Linked DNA regions of Homo sapiens: all the other regions are linked to region 2. The links are chromatin contacts, found by Hi-C or POLR2A ChIA-PET in ENCODE. All regions are on one chromosome and are shown on one strand. Each heading gives the region's core, a stretch centred on a gene start or an enhancer-like site at or near the end of the contact. The rest is flanking DNA. Distances are from core to core; before and after follow the strand shown. Region 1 has its middle 29 kb from the start of MIR3680-2. Region 2 holds the start of CDIPT (CDP-diacylglycerol--inositol 3-phosphatidyltransferase). Region 3 has its middle 17 kb from the start of SPN. Region 4 has its middle 23 kb from the start of QPRT.

Region 1 (2,844 bases), core at 256-2,755, 240 kb before region 2:
GGCCGGGCACAGTGGCTCATGCCTGTAATCCCAGCACTTTGGGAGGCCAAGGCGGGTGGATCACCTGAGGTCGGGAGTTCGAGACCAGCCTGACCAACATGGCGAAACCGCGTCTCTACTAAAAATACAAAATTAGCCAGGCGTGGTGGTGCATGCCTGTAATCCCAGCTACTCGGGAGGCTGAGGCAGGAGAATCGCTTGAACCTGGGAGGCAGAGGTTGCAGTGAGCTGAGATCATGCCATTGCACTCCAGCCTGGGCAACAAGAGTGAAACTCCATCTCAAAAAAAAAAAAAAAAACAGAAAAAGTAAATAAAAAATTGAAGTGTACAATTCTATGGTTTTGGGTATATTCACAGTTGTGCAGCCATCCCAAGTCAATTTTAGAACATTTTCAGCACCTCAAGGAGGAAGCTTGGTACTTTTTAGCTCTTCTCCCCACCCCCGCCGTGCTGCTTCTGTCTCTGTGGGTTTCATAGGAACTGAGTCATGTAACATGTGGAACATTTGTGTCTTGCGTCTGTCACTTAGTATGGTGCTTTTGAGGCTCACCCACACCGCAGCGTGAGTTAGAGCTGTGTCCTTTCTGATTGCCAAGTAATATCTCATTGCATGGTCTAGCTGGGTTGACATCCCATTGCACACTCTAGCTGGGCTGTGAAGGAGCAGGCTGCTTGTGCACATGGGTAACGGATGTACAGTGAGACGTCAGTCTGTGCACATGGGTAACAGGTGGGTGCACCGTGAGGTGTTAGTCTATGCACATGGGTAACAGGCGGGTGTGCAGTGAGATGTCAGTCTGGTGCACATGGGTAACAGGCAGGTGTGCAGTGAGGCGTCAGTCTGGTGCACATGGGTAACAAGTGGGTGTGCAGTGAGGCGTCAGTCTGTACACGTGGGTAACAGGTGGGTGTGCAGTGAGGCGTCAGTCTGGTGCACGTGGGTAACAGGCGGGTGTGCAGTGAGATGTCGGTCTATGCACATGGGTAACAGGTCGGTGTGCAGTGAGACGTCGGTCTGTGCACATGGGTAACAGGCGGGTGTGCAGTGAGACGTCCGTCTATGCACATGGGTAACAGGCAGGTGTGCAGTGAGATGTCCTCTCCTCCTGCCGGCCACACGTCCCCGCTCCCAGGGCACAGATGTGCCAGTCACTTTCTGAGCAACTACTTCAAATCTTCAGAACAACCCTTCAAGAAGTATTTCTAGTTTACTGATGAAGATAGACAGACAGATATAAACAACTTGCCCAAAGCCATGTTGCCAGTCAGGGCCACTGAGGCCTGGCCCTTTCCAAGGTGCGGGCTCTTCTCTCCCTCCCCAGGACTGCAGGAATCAGTCGGGGGAGTGGCAGGCCCCAGCCATTCCACTGCGTGCAGGTTTCCTGCCAATTAAGCTTTCCAGCCTTGGGCTGAGAAGAGGATGCCTGTGTGTTGCCTCATCGTCCCCAGGAGTTCCTGTCCTGTCTCTAAGATGCATGAGAGCTGGAGCAGCCATGTGGTTACAGAAAGCTGCTCCCCCTCAGGGCCCCCAAAGGAAGTCAGGGCCCTTCCTTTATGCGTGTGGTGAGCCCCAGGCAGCTAGAATGGGACACCGGTGAGCACACCAATGAGGCTGAAGACCATCACATCCATTATCTGAGCACGGATGGCCCAGCTACCTGTGGAAAGCACCACAAGCCTTTGCTGGCGGAAGTGGGTTGGTGACTTGTTCCACTTTTCTCTTATTTATTTATTTATTTTGAGACGGAGTTTCGCTCTTGTTGCCCAGGCTGGAGTGCAATGGCACGATCTCGGCTCACCACAACCTCCACCTCCCGGGTTCAAGCGATTCTCCTGCCTTAGCCTCCCTAGCAGCTGGGATTACACGCATGCACCATCACGCCTGGCTAATTTTGTATTTTTAATAGAGATGGGGTTTCTCTATGTTGGTCAGGCTCATCTCAAACTCCTGACCTCAGGTGATCCACCCGCCTCAGCCTCCCACAGTGCTGGGATTATAGGCGTGAGCCACCGCTCTGTTCCTGGTTTTGTCTTCTTTCTCTTAAACAGGACCCCGCATTTTATGAGCGTCAAGCCTCACCCAGCCTAACTCCGCCCTTGGTTTGTCCTCTTAGAGTCTCAGTTTCCCCAGGTGTACGACAGGCAGTGTGGTGGCTGTAATGGGCTTCCATCAGTGCCTGCCACATGGGCGTGGGGCTCGGTAGGTGCTGCCGCTGCTGCTGCCAAAGCTAGAAGAGCCCCCACAGGGCATAGAGCCATTCCCTGGATCCCCTGGACCTGGTGGGCTGTTTCCAACTCCACAAGGCAGCCAATTCCCCGGTAGCCCTGACTCTTGCGAAGGCAGGGAGGAGGGGGGACCCCAGCAGCCTGAGGAGCTTGCAGCTTGTCCAGGCATGGAGGGTGGGGACCCTCTGTGGGCAGTTTTTGCCAAAACTTCTGGCTATGGTGAGAGGGTCAAAGGCGAAGCCTCGAGGTCTCCATTCTGGGAGTGTCTGCCCAGGGTCACCGGGGCCACACTGGGGCTGGGCCTGCGTGCTGGGAGCTGAGTGCATAGTGACAGGTCGGCACTGGTAGGGGCCTGTGCAGATGGGACGGCGCTGGGGGTGGGGGTGGGGGTCCGGGCTTCCAGGCGGCGCCTAATGTGGTTTTGGTTATAGACACTGCCTGTGTTTCCCTCTAAGCTGCTGAAAAGCTCAGAAATGTGCAGCAGGGCCTGGAGCTCAGCCTGGGTTCTGACTGCATGTGGGAGGTGGGCGCTGGGACGACTGGGAGTTCAGGCTGCATGGACCCACTTCCTGGGTTTAAAAACGGGCTCTTCACCTGCCACCTGTGTGCCCGGGCAA
Region 2 (2,743 bases), core at 234-2,733:
TTTTTTTCCGAGACAGAGTCTTGCTCTGTCGCCCAGGCTGGAGTGCAATGGCGCAATCTTGGCTCACTGCAACCTCCGCCTCCCGGGTTCAAGCAATTCTCCTGCCTTAGCCTCCCGAGTAGCTGGGATTACAGGCACGCGTCACCAAGCCCGCTAATTTTTGTATTTTTAGTAGAGACAGGGTTTCACCATGTTGGCCAGGCTGGTCTCGAACTCCTGAACTCGTGATCCACCCACCTCGGCCTCCCAAAGTGCTGGGATTACAGGCGTGAGCCACCGCCCCTGGCCTGAATGGACTTGTATTCAGAGAGACCTCCAGCAGCGCCACCGCCATGTCATGTCTTGCTAATCCACACCTCTCACAAGCAGTGAGTTCTCAAGAGCTAGCTTAAATTCCTTTTGCTACAAAATCAGTCCATTCTTGCTGGGCGCGGCACTTTGGGAGCAAGGCAGGAGGATCGCTTGAGGCTAGGAGCTGGGGACCAATCTGGGCGACACTGCAAGACCCAGTCTCTACAAAAATTTAAAAATTAGCCGGGTGTGGTGGCACGCTCCTGTAGTCCCAGCTAGTCAGGAGGCTGAGGTGGGAGGATTACTTGAGCCCAGAAGATGGGGGCTGCAGTGAGCCATGATCGCGCCACTGCACTCCAGCCTAAGTGACAGAGCGAGACCCTGTCTCAAAAACAAAAAAACAAAACACAAAACAAAAAGCCCCAGGCCATCCTGTTCTGCTTTTTCCAGAGATGGGAATGACAGCCCTCTGACTCTGAGGTCCCGAGGAGGCAGGGGAAGGGAGGAGGGGATTGTTGAACCCCAAGGCTGGCTGAGAGGGGTGTCTGTCACCTTGATTAAGAGCGCGAGCAGCGTGTCCATCGAAAGCGTCCAGCAGGCCGCTGAGCAGGTAGAAGGAGGAGGCCGTGAGGGGGCAGCAGGGCATGAAGTAGAAAGAAATGATGGCGAAGACAATCCGGGCATAACCTTGGAACGGGACGCGGGGAGACAGGGCAGGATCAGGGAGCCCGCCAAGGCCCCTCGCCCTCTCGTTCGGCCCGGGGCCGTGGGCAGCACTCACCGATGAGGTTGGGCACGAACAGGAAGATATTTTCGTCTGGCATCGCGGCGCCTCCCTTGCTGCCCCGGGCCTGCTCTGGAGATGCCAGTGCTGTCCCAGCCCCGCAGCGCGGCCTCAGCCTCCGGCCCGGCGCATCGGCCGCACCACCTGCGCCCTGGACCCCGCCGCCCCAACCTGGCCCCAGATGCTGAAGCCCGCAGCCGTCGGGAGCATGGACCGGCCCCGAGGTGCGCGGGACGCAGGGGGCGCGCGCAGTCCGCCCTTCCTACCCGCAACCTCCCTCGCCTCTGCCAGCCCCGCAGGCGCTCCGGGCCTCCAGCTGCGGTCGCCGCTGCTCCAGCTGCGCGTGGCTTCCGGGAACCTCCTCCTCCGCGCCCGTCGTTGCAAAATTGGAGAGAGGAAAAAGTGGCTTAAAAAAATAGTTGCGGCCCCTTTAAGGCCTGTCGGCTTCCTTTCCCTTTTCCTCCCTCCGCCCCTCTCCCTTGGCTCGTACCAAAGCGCAGAGGAGGAGAGGGAGGAAGGAACCATTAACGTCAAGCAAAGTTAGAAACGGAAAAGGAAAGGGTAAAAGAGAAGACCGAATAAAAATCTCTGCTTTCCTTTTGTGGAGGGTATGACTTCCTGGAGGCAAAGATAAGGCGATAAAATTCCTCCTCCTGAGTCTTTGCGTCCCCAAGAGGCCAGGAGATTTGGTGCAGTCCTCACTTTACTCCCCGCCCCCTAAGTCTCCAGCCGCCTTTGCTCTCGCAGGCTCTAGGCGGCTAGAGAGGCTCCAGAGCGCCCTGCAGATGGGTTGCTTTTCGCGTGCCCCTTGTGATGGGAGGATTAGGTCGCAGGCTCCACCCTACGTCATCCTCCCAAGCTTCTCAAGCGTCTGGCGCTTGGGGTCACTGCCCTCAAGGAGGCACCTGGAGGGGTACGGAGGGGAGGCTGGAGGAGCAAACGGGGCGCGCTAGGAAATTCCTCTGTCTTTAGTTCTAGAACCCCTGATCTCCTAGCAACGAGGCTGCGGAACCTCTGCAGACTCCAAGGGTTTTATAGCGTCCGGTAGCGACACGGAGCCGGCTCCCCCTTTTCCAGCCTTCCTCCCCATCTCCCATTCTCCATCCCCCACGACCTATACCAGAGGTCCTTAGGCCTCCACGTCTCTCCTTTTGCCGAGTAGCCCAAGGTTTCCACCCATCTGCCAGGTCTGGGGCGTCAAGTCGGCTGCCTCGGCTTGGGAAGGTGCTTGGGAGGGAAGAAGGAAGGAGAGGCCCACCAGGCGAAGGGGTGAGGGGTAGGGGGTTGCGGGAGTTCCCTCTCACTCCCGAAGATATAAAGCAACCTTTATTATTATTATTATTTTTTCTTGTGAGAGGGAATGAGGCAGCGGGATGTTTCCTCTAAAGGCCTTGTTTAAACCTGGGCCCGGGGAATGGTGGTGGACTGGGTTCTGGGGGAAAGCGGGCTGGTTTCTCAGGTCAACTCAGGCTTCGACTGTTCCCAGGGGGATGGCGTCCACTCCGATGGGGAATGAGGGGGAGAAGAAGAGCAGCTGGCCATCTCAAGCTGCACCCTCCTTGAGAGGAGGTCCGGTGAGCACTGCAGGGAACCCTAGAGGTGGGAATGTAATGAAGTGAAAGCCTCCCAGGCAGAGGCACCCCGTGCCAGGTCTGAGCCACGGGCCCT
Region 3 (2,931 bases), core at 250-2,749, 220 kb before region 2:
GGTCCCAGCCACTCAGGAGGCTAAGGTGGGAGGGTCGCTTCAGCCCAGAAGTTGGAGGCCGCAGTGAGCCATAATTGCACCAGTGTACTCCAGTCTGGGCCACAGAATAAAACTCTGTCTCTAGAAAACAGAACAAAACAAAGTTGAAGCTCTCTAAACTCTCCACACTGACTCAGAGTGAAAGTGCTAATAATGACCTAAAGCCGTGCCCTATGGCCCCCTTTCCTCTTGACTTCGCTTTTCATGCACTCTGCTCCAGCCATACTGGCCTCCTTGGGCTTCCCAGAACACGCGAAGCAGGACCCAGGTTAGGGCCTTTGAACTGGCTTTGTTTGTCCGTGGGATTCCCCATGAACATCTCATGGCTGCTCCCTCTCTTCCCTCAAGTCTCCCCTCAGATGTCCCCTTCTCAGAGACATCAGCCTGTAGAAAGGAGCACTTCCTTCCCCCACTTTCCTGCGTGATGTTTCTCCATGATGCCTGCTTCCTACATATGTAGAGTCTGTCTCACTCCGGAGAAGGCTACCTCCAAGAGGACAGGTGACTGGCCCTTGATTTCATTAATTGTCACAATCCTATGCCGGACACATGGTTGGTGTTCAACAAATATTTGCGGAATTAAAGAACAAATTAATAATGTTGTGAGATAAATACTCTGTGCCCATTTTTCTTTACTTTTTAATATATTTTTTAAATCTAGAGAGACAGGGTCTCCCTATGGTCCCCAGGATGGCCTCAAAACTCCTCCTGCCTTGGCCTCCTTGGCTGGGATTACTGGACTACTACTGTGCCACCATGCCTGGCTCTTCTTTTCCTTTTACTATGCCCATTTTAAAGGTGAGGAAAACTGAGACTCAGAAATGTTCCCAAGGGCACACAGTGAGTGGTGGCTGCCTTCAGGTTGGTCTGACTCCAGTGCCCAAGCCTTTCTCAGGAGTGGTGTGTTGCCCATCAGCCATTATATCCATGACATCAACTGGCATAAGATATGTTCTTATATGAAAATTAATTTTAGAAGTGAGTGTCACGAAATATTGACCTTCTCTAAGGAACTAGTTCTTATAGTCAAAAAGGAGGAACTTATGTAAATTTTCCCTTTCAGGGCCAGCCCCAGGAAGTTCAGAGCCTAATGTGGTGTTCATTCTATTAATTTTTTCTTACCCTGGGACTTTTTTCTTTCTTTCATTTATGTTAACCTAATCACCAGCTGCTTCCTGTTCCTTAGGAAATAGCTAAGTCGTACATGACACTTTTGGGGTTCCAGTGTGCCCGGCATGGGTTTTCTTTCATTGGGCAGGCACTAGGTGGGCTTTTCAGCCTGAAGACGCATGTTTCTCATCAGAGTGAGAATGATCTCTGATCATTCTCCTTCTTCCATTTCTTGGGTTCTCTCTTCCTGGCACTCCTATTGGTTAGCTTTTGGGCCTCTTGGATTGCCTGGCTGTGTCTCTGTGGCAAAGACTACTCATTATCCAAAATCCAATGAGCCCTTCTTCCCCAAGAACATGGTGGAACTGCATGTCCCAGCCTCCCTTGCAGTAGGCATGGTCATGTGACTAAGTTTCCACCAATAGAATGTGAGGAGGTGATGTATGTGACTTCTGGTCTTTGGCCTTAGGAAGTAGGCCAGCTTCATACTCTCCATTCCTGCTGGCTGGAGATCCCCACAACAGATTCAAACGTGCAGGTGACAAACGGTGCCCTACCGATGGCAGAAAAGTGATGAGGAAGGGCCCTTGGTCCCTGAGCAATGAGAGAAGCAGAGCTGCCTCCCTAACTACCACCATTTCACTTGAACATGTCTCTTCTTTTGTTTATTTATTTATTTGTTTTTTGCAGACACGTCTCTTCTTTTTTTTTTTTGAGATAGAGTCTCACTCTGTCCCAGGCTGGAGTGCTGTGGCACAATCTCGGCTCACTGCAACCTCTGCCTTCTGGGTTCAAGTGATTCTCCTGCTTCAGCCTCCCAAGTAGCTGGGATTACAGGCATGCGCCACCATGCCTGGCTAATTTTTGTATTTTTAGTAGAGACGGGGTTGGCCAGGATGGTCTCACACTACTGACCTCATGATCCACCCACCTTGGCCTCCCAAAGTGCTGGGATTACAGGTGTGAGCAACTGCGCCCGGCCGACACGTCTCTTCTTTAAGCCGCCACTTATTGGATCTCTATGTTAGAGCGGCAGTCTCATATATTTTCTCTCATATTTTCTTCTCCACCCCTACACCTTCTGGGAGTTCTATTTTCTGGGATAATTAATTAATTAATCAATTTTTGAGATGGGGTCTCACTCTGTCCCAGGCTGGAGTGCAGTGGAGCGATCTTGGCTCACTGCAACCTCTGCCTCCTGGGTTCAAGCTATTCTCCTGCCTCAGCTTCCTGTCTCAAACTCCTGACCTCGTGATCCACCTGCCTTGGCCTCCCAAAGTGCTGGGATTACAGGCGTGAGCCACCGCGCCCAGCTTTATTTATTTTTTAAATTTTTTATTCTTGAGACAGAGTCTCACTCTGTCACCCAGGGTGGAGTGCAGTGGCATAATCTTGGCTCATGGCAACCTCCGCCTCCCGGGTTCAAGCGATTTTCCTGCCTCAGCCTCCCAAGTAGCTGGGATTACAGACGCCTGCCACCACACCTGGCTAATTTTTGTATTTTTAGTAGATGGGGTTTTGCTACGTTGGCCAGGCTGATCTCGAACTCCTGACCTCAGGTGATCCGCCTGCCTTGGTCTCCCAAAGTGCTGGGATTACAGGCATGATCCACCACACCTGGCAGTTTTCTGGGATAATTTATTAACTTTTTATTACAACACTTCCTGTTTGTGTTTGTACAGATGAGGCCTTGCTATATTACCCAGGCTGGTCTTGAACTTCTGGCCTCAAGCCATTCTCCTTGGCCTCCCAAACTGCAGGAATTACAGGAGTGAGCTACTG
Region 4 (2,951 bases), core at 124-2,623, 160 kb before region 2:
GGTTGGGGTGGGGGCGGGGAAGAATAGACAATGAAAAAATACTTAAGGAAAATATGTAGACACCAATTGTCCTGATGGCCACCCCTGATGGCCACCAGAGGGCACTGCAACCACGCGGCCCTCCGTTCGTCTCTAATTCCAGCTCCCTTTCCGGATTCCGAAGGCAATAGCCAAGGAGGCTATGAATACGCAGCATAGCATCTGCTCAAGAATCAACGCGAGGAGGCATTGGCAGCAGTTTTTTCTCCACCCACTTTTCCAGCCTCATCCCCTCATCAGACCCCCATCCAACTGCCCAGGGTACCCCTGTGACTTTTCAAAGCCCCGTGTACTCCAGATTCACCAGCTACTCACATTCACTCCCAGCCACCCATCCCCTCCCAAATACTGTCTGGGTTACCCACCAACCCCATCCATCCGCTCACCTGATGCCTGTCCTCCTCCTCACCCACCCACCCGCGCCCCTCGCCCCTTCCACCTGCTGTCCTGCCCACCGGAAACTGGCCAAATTGTCCCATAGATTTTTTTTTTTTTTTTTTTTTTTTTGGATAAACACAGAAATTGACATTCCTGGTCTTAAAGCTTGAAACTTAAATTTGCCTTATCTGAGTTCCTTCCCCAGGAAACTGACCCTCAGGCCTCCCAGATAGCATCAAGGAACTGAAACTCCTTTTCTTTACCCCCCTCTAATTCCTGTTTTCCCACCCACAGCTACATTTGCTCCCCACTATATAAACCCCCAATTGGAGTTTGTTGGAGAGATGGATTTGAGACTTATCTCCTGTCTCCTTGGCAGATGTCATCTGAATAAAGCCTTCTTTCCTGGCGATACTCATTGTCCCGGGATCCCAGATCAGCTTTCTGTGCAGTAAGCAATGGGACCTAGACTGAATCCCTGGCGTTTCGGTAATACACCCATCCATCCTGTCCACCCCCACCCATCCTGTCCACCCCCATCTATCCTGTCCACCCCCGACCCATCCTGTCCACCCCCGACCCATCCTATCCACCCCCTTGTGCTTCCATCCACTCATCACTCTTCCCACCCCTCCGCCCACCCACCATCCGATGCTACAGAAGCCCAGAACTGGGGCACTCAATCTAGAGGTCAAAGATGGCAAGAGGTCAAACCAGATTGACAGTGAGTCACCTCAGTGGATATGAGTTTTAGTGTGCTGAGGCCGTGAAAGGTAAAAGCATTTAAAAACAGCAAGGCCAGGCACGGTGGCTCACGCCTGTAATCCCAGCACTCTGGGAGGCCAAGGCAGGTGGATCACCTGAGGTCAGGAGTTCAAAGCTAGCCTGACCAACATGGGGAAATCCCTTCTCTACTAAAAATACAAACTTAGCTGGGCGTGGTGGCATGTGCCTGTAGTACCAGCTACTGCTACTTGGGAGGCTGAGGCAGGAGAATCGCTGAACCCGGGAGGCGGAGGTTTCCATGAGCCGAGATCACACCACTGCACTCCACCCCGGGGAACAAGATCGAAACTCTGTCTCAAAAAACAAAAACAAAAAACCCACAAAAATTAGCCAGGCGTAGTGGCGGGTGCCTGTAACCCAGCTACGCAGGAAGCTGAGGCACAAGAATCACTTGAACCTCAAAGGCAGAGGTTGCAGTGAGCCGAGATCATGCCACTGCACTCCAGCCTGGGCGACAGAGTGAGACTCTGTCCCAAAAAAAACCCAGAGCAAACAAACAAAAAACACAACGGCGAGACATTCTTAGCAAACCAACTATCTGCAAACAATTCAACGTCGGATCTTTAAAAAAATCCCGCTGTGGCATTATGCTGCGGACACATACATTAATTTATGGCTAGCCCTTCAAGACAACCAGGTGGGTAAAATTATGTAAATGTTCACCGCCTCTATACTTTGTTCCAATGACTTCCTGAGTAATTGATTGTTTTGCCAATTACTCAGCAACATTTAAGACCTGCTTCCGGAGGCCCTAAGTAGCTCAGCATTCTAAGACCGAAGTACTGAAGAAAATCTGCCTGTGTGGCTGTGAATAACATCTCCATCCGTCACTGTGCACATCAGATTTAGGCCAGATAACGCAGGCTTTATTTATTTCAGGTACGCCTTGCGCTTCAGATCATGGGACTCTAGTATAGCACCCCCAGAAAATTATCAAGGGCAAAAAAATCATAATACATACCTCTAGTTCAGTGGGTCCTTGGATAACCTCTTTCCTCTCTCCTAGTTCTTCAGCTAAAAGATTCAGGAGCCTTAGCAACAAGAAGGAGCTATCCCACAAGTTGCATTATTCTAGATATTCGGACACTTTTTTTTTTTTTTAAGCAGGAGTCTTGCTATGTTGCACAGGCTGGTCCTGAACTCCTGTCCTTAAGTGATTCTCTTGCCTTGGCCTTCCAAGTAACTGGGATTACAGCGGTGAGCCACCGTGCCAGGGTTTTGGATGCTTTTTTTTTTTTTTTTTGAGACAGAGTCTCTCTTGTCGCCCTGGCTGGAGTGCAATGGTGTGATCTTGGCTCACTGCAACCTCTGCCTCCCGGGTTCAAACAATTCTTCTCCCTTGGCCTCCCAAGTAGCTGGGATTACAGGTGCGTGCCACTACACTCAGCTAATTTTTGTATTTCTAGTAGAGATGGGGTTTTACCATGTTGGCCAGGCTGGTCTCGTACTCCTGATCTCAGGTGATCCGCCCACCACAGCCTCCCAAAGTACTGGGGTTACAAGCGTGAGCCATCGCGCCTGGCCGGATACTTTTTAACCAAAGGAAAAAGCAAGCATCTTTATTGGAATAATATATCAATATATGCAGGTAATCAGACAATACCAGTCAGACAACACTGACTTCTTTTTTTTTTTTTTTGAGAAAGGAAGGAAGGAAGGCAGAAAGGAAGGAAGGAAGGAGGGAAGGCCGGAGGTGGTGGCTCATACTTATAATCCCAGCACTTTTTGAAGCCCAGAAGGGAGATCAC

What was found. Hi-C counts contacts between places; a loop is a spot of excess contacts on that map. ChIA-PET counts read pairs that join two places held with the same protein, here RNA polymerase II (POLR2A). Pooled maps may share reads with other maps.
Region 1: a pooled map shows a loop between it and region 2 (4-fold over the local background). The contact joins the enhancer-like site here to the promoter of CDIPT in region 2. A Hi-C loop is called at or near these places in 6 of 50 pooled maps. POLR2A ChIA-PET finds 5 or more read pairs at or near these places in 3 of 52 experiments (AG04449, CD8-positive, alpha-beta memory T cell and activated B cell).
Region 3: a loop to region 2 is called in a pooled map, with 4 times the contacts of the local background. The contact joins the enhancer-like site here to the promoter of CDIPT in region 2. A Hi-C loop is called at or near these places in 2 of 50 pooled maps. POLR2A ChIA-PET finds 5 or more read pairs at or near these places in 5 of 52 experiments (CD8-positive, alpha-beta memory T cell, PC-9, Panc1 and 2 more).
Region 4: a map of natural killer cell shows a loop between it and region 2 (3-fold over the local background). The contact joins the enhancer-like site here to the promoter of CDIPT in region 2. A Hi-C loop is called at or near these places in 7 of 168 maps with a recorded cell type or tissue (PC-9, colonic mucosa, heart right ventricle and 3 more), 9 of 37 single-sample maps with no recorded cell type and 18 of 50 pooled maps. POLR2A ChIA-PET finds 5 or more read pairs at or near these places in 14 of 52 experiments (CD4-positive, alpha-beta T cell, CD4-positive, alpha-beta memory T cell, CD8-positive, alpha-beta memory T cell and 11 more).

Annotation. Positions count from the first base shown.
Region 1 is chr16:29,626,351-29,629,194 of GRCh38, forward strand. It overlaps the pseudogene CA5AP1. Among named protein-coding and RNA genes, the nearest start is that of MIR3680-2, 29 kb to the left of the region's middle. Within about 2 kb of position 1,506, at least 4 of the 41 ENCODE cell types and tissues checked have a DNase peak (open chromatin) inside an H3K27ac peak, as active enhancers do.
Region 2 is chr16:29,861,743-29,864,485 of GRCh38, forward strand. CDIPT (CDP-diacylglycerol--inositol 3-phosphatidyltransferase) reads right to left here and starts at 1,484. Exons shown (of 6, transcript NM_006319.5): 1 at 1,073-1,484; 2 at 844-978. The coding sequence starts at 1,115. It also overlaps the pseudogene CDIPTOSP. RefSeq lists silencers at 1,177-1,486, 1,497-1,556 and an enhancer at 1,605-2,142.
Region 3 is chr16:29,644,317-29,647,247 of GRCh38, forward strand. No RefSeq gene overlaps it. Among named protein-coding and RNA genes, the nearest start is that of SPN, 17 kb to the right of the region's middle. RefSeq lists enhancers at 265-534, 1,432-1,726. Within about 2 kb of position 1,500, at least 5 of the 41 ENCODE cell types and tissues checked have a DNase peak (open chromatin) inside an H3K27ac peak, as active enhancers do.
Region 4 is chr16:29,700,563-29,703,513 of GRCh38, forward strand. No RefSeq gene overlaps it. Among named protein-coding and RNA genes, the nearest start is that of QPRT, 23 kb to the left of the region's middle. RefSeq lists a cis regulatory region at 1-438 and an enhancer at 1,757-1,856. Within about 2 kb of position 1,374, at least 8 of the 41 ENCODE cell types and tissues checked have a DNase peak (open chromatin) inside an H3K27ac peak, as active enhancers do; they include CD4-positive, alpha-beta T cell, OCI-LY7, natural killer cell and 1 more, where a contact is called at or near this core.